Linked DNA regions of Homo sapiens: region 1 is linked to region 2. A link is a contact called in ENCODE Hi-C or POLR2A ChIA-PET data. All regions are on one chromosome and are shown on one strand. Each heading gives the region's core, a stretch centred on a gene start or an enhancer-like site at or near the end of the contact. The rest is flanking DNA. Distances are from core to core; before and after follow the strand shown. Region 1 holds the start of AP1S3 (adaptor related protein complex 1 subunit sigma 3). Region 2 holds the start of DOCK10 (dedicator of cytokinesis 10).

Region 1 (3,669 bases), core at 1,115-3,614, 1.2 Mb after region 2:
GCATGAGCCACGGCGCCTGGCCTGAGATTTCTTTAGCTTTGTAATTCACCTTTAGTAATTCCATTTCTTTCCCACTAGCAAAGAAACCCTTACAGCACAAGGCTCTGGATGGTGGCACAGAGCTGGGCCCTGCCCTGAAGTTACCTAGAAAGGAGGAGAAGCACAAAGATTAGATTCTATCTAGTTAGATAAAGCATGATGTACTGAGAAAGGGAAGGAACAGACCCTGGGGGAAGAACATAGGAGTTAAAAAGTAGCTGTCCTAGATTCACTTTTCTTTCAGGAAGCAAAATCATCCCATCGCCTGGGGTTTAACTGTTGTCAAATAGTCCTCTTCCAATGCCCCCGGCAGAATGCCACAAGTCCAGGTTTGAGAGCTTTGAGGCTGGAGGCTGTGGCTCTCCTGGGGGCTTGCAGTGATGCCCTAATGTAGAGAACACTCATTGCCTCTGGCCCCTGCCCACCTCTAGGCCTCCTGGCACTTAACTCACATAGAGGCCTTTTTTGAAGTGTTTCCAGAAGGACTTTTTTTTCTTCTTCTTCAGAGCGCTGGCTTCTCACATCCAAGTCTTCTGTCACCTCCCCAGGGGGCACTTACCTGACCACTCAGCTAAATCAATGTAGCTTCCCTGTGCCCATCCGAGGAACTCAAATATCTCCTTCTTAGCACTCATCTTAATTTCTTATATTTTATTTACTTGTTTATTATGTGTTGTCCCACAAGAGACGTAAGCTCCAGGAGACAGACCACCTGTTTGTTCCCAGCTGGGTCCCCCAGGCTCCTGTTGTAGGGCCTGGCCTAGAGTGATGAATATTTGCAGTGTGAATGCAGGGGTGGATGGAGTTTCCCATATTTTCAGTCACCTGGGTGGGCCTACATCCCTAGGAAGGTACACAACACATCCTGGGAAGGACTTTCACTGATTTGGGGTTCCAGGGACCACCCAGGAAATGACATTTTTTTTTTCAGACTGAGTCTCACTCTGTTACCTAGGCTGGATGATCTCAGCTCACTGCAACCTTTGTCTCCCGGGTTCAAGCGATTCTCTCCTGCCTCAGCCTCCCTAGTAGCTGGGACTACAGGCGTGTGCCACCACGCCCAGCTAAATTTTGTATTTTTAGTAGAGACGGCGTTTCACCATGTTGGCCAGGCTTGTCTCGAACTTCTGGTCTCAAGCGATCCGCCCACCTGGGCCTCCCAAAGTGTTGGGATTACAGGCATGAACCATCACGCCTGGCCCAGGAAATGATTCTTAACTTTTGCAGGGTCTAGGATCTCTTTAGCTATTTGATAAAACCAGTGGACTCCCTTTCTCAAAAACATGAATATGCATTAAAAACTCTGCTTACATCTAGTCTATCTGGTAAATATAATTAAAAGAAAAAAGAAAAAACTCTGTTTACAGCTTGGGGGTTTAGAGACTCTCAACGCCCTAGATTTAAGAAAAGTCAAGGGGAGGAGAGATTGGAGAACGAACTTTCTACACCACAACTTCTTAGGAGAGACTTCTTAAAAGGGGGTCGTGCTGCCGGGCGCAGTGGCTCATGCCTGTAATCCCAGCACTTTGGGAGGCCGAGGCGGGTGGATCACCCTGAACGCAGGAGGCGGAGGTTGCAGGGAGCCGAGATCGCCCCACTGCACTCCAGACGGGGCGACAGAGCGACACTCCGTCTCTAAATAAATAAATAAATAAATAAATAAATAAATAAATAAATAAATAAATGGGGGCCTGCTTAAAATGATCTTTGCCCTTAGACTGCAGAGCTTACTTTTTAAAAAGTGAAATGGGGGCAGAAGGGGATAAGAAAACGCTTCTAGTTCTTTCTCTTCCAACTGCTCCCTCCCTAGGAGGCTTAGGATAAGGCAGCCCCCGGCACTTTCTGCGAGTGTATCGGAAGTATCTTTGCCAGGTTTGATAAACGTTTGCGGAAGGAATACAGGACACACTCGCGCGGCAGAATCGCGAAAAGTCCCCGGTGTTCTCCGCGCAGGGAGTTCCCCGCGCAGGGAGTTCCTAGCGGGCCACGCGCTCTCGCCTGACCACCCGCGCCGAGCTGCGGGCTGTCGGGGTACAGACGCCCGCGCGCGCAGGTGCATTCGCTCCAGGTGCGGCCGGCTCGGGGCGGGAACAGCTGCAGCCGAGGCGGGGGCGGGGAGGGGGTACAGAGGAGAGGCAGAAAGGAGGGAAGAGGAGGAGGAGGAGGAGAAGGGAGGAGAAAGGGGAAAGGAAGAAAGAAGGAGAGCAGGAGGGCGAGGAGCGGGGGGAGCGGGGAGGAGGGCGCGGGGAGGAGGCAGCGGGGAGGAGCGTGCAGGGAGGAGGCAGCCGCGCTGGGAGGAGTCTGCACACTTTCAGTGCCAGGGCATTGTGGGAAGCAGCCATGGTCTAAGCCGGGCGCCTCACCTGTCAGCCGCACCGGCTCCAGCGCTCGCCTCTCGCCCTCGCTTCTCCAGCGCTCCTTGCTCGCAAGGCGGGGGAGGCGGCGGCCCAGCCACGATGGTGAGTGCGGGGGAACCGCCGGCCCGGGTAGGCGGTGGGGGCGCTCGCGCTCCGGGGAGGCACCTGGGGCGTCCGGGCCGGGCGCGCGGCCGGGTGGGGGTGCGGGCCGAGTCCCGCCTGGCCACCCGAACCGTGCGTCCCTGTGGCCCCGCTGCCCCAGACGGTGCGGACGCGCCAGGATCGCTTGCCCGGGATTCCTGCGGCAACGCGGCGCCGCGGCGCCGCGGCTCCATTCATTCATTCGATCCGCCTTAGCCGAGTGCTTAGTCTGTGCCGGGCTCGGTGCTGGGCGCTGGGGATGTCGCGGGGGACCAGGAGGAGCCCCTGTTCTCCAGGAAGCTTACCTTCCAGGAGGGGGATGCGGAGGGAGGGACACGTCCAATATACAAGTAAAATGAAGAGAACTTCTAAAGTAAGAAGCGCTGTAAAGTCTCAAATACAACCGGGTGGAGTGGCAACTTTTGATTTGGCAAAGCCTCTTCAAGGACATGACATTCTAGCTGCTGGAGGTCCTGGAGGGGCGCTACAGGTGGATTAGAGAGAGCAAAGCGGAGGGGAGAAGGCCTTGTTTGTGGCAGGAGAGGTGGGCTTCTGCCAGGTGAGGCGGGTTTTTATAGGCCAAAATAAGGAGTTTGGTTTTGGTTCCAACTGAGTAGGGGAAACCTCGGGGACGTTTTAGCAAGAAAACTGACCTTACCCGTTGTGCACTTTTGTTTTTTTGAGACTGATCTCGCTCTGTCGCCCAGGCTGAAGTGCAGTGGTGTGGTCTCGGCTCTGCCTCCCGGGTTCAAGCGATTCTCCTGCCTCAGCCTCCCGAGTAACGGGGATTACAGGCGTGTGCCACCACACCCAGCTAATTTTTGTATTTTTAGTAGAGACGGGGTTTCACCATGTTGGCCAGGCTGGTCTCGAACTCCTGACCTCAGGTGATCCGCCTGCCTCGGCCTCCCAAAGTGTAGGGATTACAGGGGTGAGCCACTGCACCCGGCATGGTGTGCAGTTTGGCTGTGGTTGGAGAATGGACTGGGGTGTGTAAGGGCAGGGGATAGGGGGTCAGGTTGGAAGCTGAGGCCGGCCGCAGCCCTGCTGATGAGAGATCTGGTGACCTGCACTTGGGTGGAAGCGATAGCTCAGGCTCCTCTTGCTCTTGCCTGCTGTTTAGGGGCAGCCT
Region 2 (3,680 bases), core at 618-3,117:
TCAGCACACCTTTCTCTTCTCCTCTCTGACTTTCTCTGTGTCAGGCACACCCAGCTCTCTGACTGCACTAGCCCATCTGAGCCCTTTGTAAAGTCATCCATAAGCTGATATTTATTGAGTGCCTACGTGTGCCAGGCAGTGTTTTGAAACCAGAGACAAAGATTAGGTACCTCTTCTTGGGAAGCTCAAGTTAATTCAAATGTGCTTAATCGGTTCTCTCAGGGGAATATGCATTCAGAGACATCAAGTCTGGGTACACCTGGGAAAGGGTACGGTTGGAGGGAGCTGTTCCTACAGAGATCTTCATGTACCAACACAGAGGCAACCACCTACTTTGCTTACCCTGAAAGGTGGTGTTGCTCCCACACTGAGTACCAATATGAAAGCATACAATACAGGTACAGTTATTTGTTATGCAGGCTGTCTTGGAACTAGATGATGTTTCAAATGGCACTTCCCAAATCTGCCAGAGCCTCTTACCCTCTTACGCCTGTTATGATTTCTAGAATGTGCTGAAATGATCCCCAAACAGCATCTCTGGCTAATTGAATCCTGGCTAACAAAGAGCTGACTAAAGTGCATTTATCAATTGCTTAAGAATTCTTTATACCCAAATGTGACCTTGTGTTATAACTATCTATCATTGGCTTTAGAAAGTGGCAGGGTCATGGATCCATAAAAAGCTGTTAAGAAAAAACCAGACCACTTGGAAAGGCTGTCCCAGATCTCTCCAGACCAGTATCCAGGGGCCAGAACTTCTCTGCCCCCCATCCAGTCCAACACTGAATTGCAGAACCACCCTGGGTATGACCCAGGAAGAGACTTCTTAGAAGGCTTTCATCAGATACCTATCTAGAGGCAAAGTGCAGGCTAGATGGGTATGGGCAAGAGAAGAGCAGAGACAGCATAACTGTGAAATCCACCCCCGACCTGACCACCCTACATAGTAACCCTGCCAGTTGGTTCTTGCCTACTCATCCTAATGCCACCCAAAGTCTCTTACCCCCAGAACGCTGATTTATTGGTTTTGAGTTCGTGTTAGTAGCTTAAACTGTCTCCTTGATTTCTCTGTATTTGTTTATTTGTTCGCTTGGTTACTTGCTGTCTCCCACCCCTACCCCGAAAAAACCTATCAGCTCTACACAGCCTTAAAGTGTAGTTGCTAAGTTCCTCTCCGTATCCTCAGTTTCCAGAACAGTGTGAGCTGGCATATAGTAGGCGCTTAATAAATACTCATTGAAGGAGTGAATGAATGGGGAAGCTTATTCCAAGGCCCTGAACATGGACTTCTGGCAAGGGAGCCTTCCAAACGCTGGCTTGGGCGATGCTGCTGGGATCCCAGCCACCAGATCTTTAATAAGCCTCTGACCCCTTCCCGAGGGTGGAAGGGCGAACCGAGCTTGGCCCCCACCCACTAGCCGGACCCAGAAAATAGAAGTCTAAACGGCAAATGCATCCAGGGCTCCAACTCTCCCAGCAACCTCCAAATGAGGCTGACGGCCTTGGACAGGCGACGGCCTTGGACAGGCCCCGCCCGGAGCCCCTCGGCGGCCGCCCCCCGCCCTCCCCCGCAGCCTGCAGTTCCCCCGGGCGGCGTGGACAGCCCCGGCCGGCCAGCTGAGCCCGTGTGGGCGGCGCGGGCAGGAGCCGCCCCACACGCGTCCCGCGACGCCCGCTCCAGATGCGCCGCTGCAGGGCCCGGCCGCCAGCCGAGTTGGCCGCGCGCGCCCGGGGGAGCGCAGAGTTTGGAAAGTCTTCGAGAAGCTTCAGAGGAGGGAAGGGGGTGGGAAGAGTGGGGGTGCAAGAGAGAAAAACCCGCCTCTTGCGAGTTGAGCGAGGAAGAGGGGGGGGAAGGCTCCGAGTTCCGCTTCCTGAACGGCGGGTGGATAGAGAAGGTTGGCGCGGGGAAGACCGGCGGGAGGCGCGCCCCGGGCCCGCGGCGCGATTGGCGTGACCGGCGATGGCCGGTGAGCGGACCCGCAGGTTCACCCGGAGCCTGTTGAGACCTGGGCAGGCGGCCGAGCTCCGGCACAGCGCCGCGTCCGCCGCCGCGGTGGCAGTCAGCAGCCGGCAGCAGCAGCGGGTGAGTGCGGCGCGTCCTCCGCGCCTTCCCGCGCGCCCCAGGCGCCCGGGGGGAACGGAGCCCAGCTTCCCCAAAAGCTCGGCGGGCCCAGGTCCCCGCAGCTCACGGGTCCTCTCCTCCGCACTCCCTCCCCCGCCGCCTCTGCGGGCTCCCCCGGCGCCACCTCAGCGAGGCAGCGCCACCGACGCGTAAGGACCGGGGGCGCGTTTGTGCACGCGGGACGCTCAGAGGAGCAGCTGCGTGGGTAGCAGAAGCGCAGCGTGGGAGAGGATGTGCAGGGGCTTTAATGGGGCGCGAGGGGGCCGGAATGCACCGCCAGTCACACTGGTGCTAAGTGATACGAGTGCCAGAGACCCCGGGTGGGGTGGGGGGATCTACAGAACAGAACCCCTGAGTCCGGAGGTCTGCGCGTCCCTCTCACCCTCCAGTAAACAGACCAGTGCGCTGAGAGAGAGGGATGCAGTCCGTGGTCCTCGCCCTGGTTAGAGCTGGGGCCCCCCGACGTTAACTATCGCAGAAATAGATGTACTTGGAACAGCCCTCCCACCGCAGGGTAAAAACCCACAAACCACTTAATACTCCTCCAGAAAGGGCTGAGGAACACAGGCTGGAGGAGACGTGGGTCATTAGGTCTCCAGCGGTTTCTGATATTTTTCTAAGATGTTTCGCGGGGTTCTCCCACCAGCAATGCTTTACTGGTTACTTCCTTATTGAAACGGCTTCTAAGTGCTGGGTGATTTCCGCGGGAAGTCCCTGGGGCAGCAGCCAGCATCTGATGCTAGGATCCTATCCATACCAACCCAGATGTTCCTGCGTTGCAGTAGGTCCACACTGCCGGGGAGAGGTGGCAAGAGACAAATCAACTCTAGTGGAAACGGGAAGCGAGTGGGAACAACAGCCTCACAGCAAGACCGGGGCTCAGCAGCCGCGCTCTTGGCCTGCGTTTGGTGGACCGGAATCCGGGTTGTGTGTTTCATTTTCTTTTTTGCCAGAAAATATCATTAGGAACTAAACGGCTCTTTTTAAGAGTGTGAAAGTGTTACTCTTGCCAGTCACCAATGAGGAGGGCGCCAAAAGCTTCCCAGAGCCAGTTCCCACAGCCAGGACTATTCTCTAAAGCCAGAGGTCGGAAAGTTGAACAGAACGGAAGCAAATTGCCTGGCAGAGGGAAGAGGCATCGGGTGCCCAGGGGGTGTAGAGCGGGCGGGGGTGATTGGAGTGTGAAACGAATTGGTGGCCAGGGTGCCTTCTCTTGCACTTACACTAGCTGCAGTCCGCAGTTACCCAGAGGTGGTTCAACTGTTAGCTCACTCTGTGCCAGGGACAGCATGTGGTACTGCTATCAGCGTGCACATTTTCAGGACACCAAAGACAAACTGTTCAAAAGAACATTAGAAGAAAAGATTCAATTCGAGTAAAAGTAGAGATAAGAAAATCTCCACACAGTAGTAGAAAGTACTTTTTACTTTTGAATGATCATTCAGAATTGTGGTTTTGTCATTTTCTGCCATTCCCTTGACAAAAACTTTATTTTGCAATTGACTCATTGGACTGAATCTCACTGAGGATCTGATGGAAACACACAGCGTTCAATTGG

The links. A loop is a pair of places that touch in the nucleus more often than their neighbours do. ChIA-PET counts read pairs that join two places held with the same protein, here RNA polymerase II (POLR2A). Pooled maps may share reads with other maps.
Region 1: a pooled map shows a loop between it and region 2 (7-fold over the local background). The contact joins the promoter of AP1S3 here to the promoter of DOCK10 in region 2. A Hi-C loop is called at or near these places in 2 of 37 single-sample maps with no recorded cell type and 5 of 50 pooled maps. POLR2A ChIA-PET finds 5 or more read pairs at or near these places in 1 of 52 experiments (T-cell).

What each region holds. Positions count from the first base shown.
Region 1 is chr2:223,836,277-223,839,945 of GRCh38, reverse strand. AP1S3 (adaptor related protein complex 1 subunit sigma 3) reads left to right here and starts at 2,364. Exons shown (of 5, transcript NM_001039569.2): 1 at 2,364-2,498. The coding sequence starts at 2,496. RefSeq lists enhancers at 1,818-1,997, 2,868-2,957 and silencers at 2,168-2,297, 2,328-2,757.
Region 2 is chr2:225,040,655-225,044,334 of GRCh38, reverse strand. It overlaps DOCK10 (dedicator of cytokinesis 10), which reads left to right and starts at 1,867. Exons shown (of 56, transcript NM_014689.3): 1 at 1,867-2,083. The coding sequence starts at 1,961. RefSeq lists silencers at 1,471-1,840, 2,031-2,270 and an enhancer at 2,821-3,160.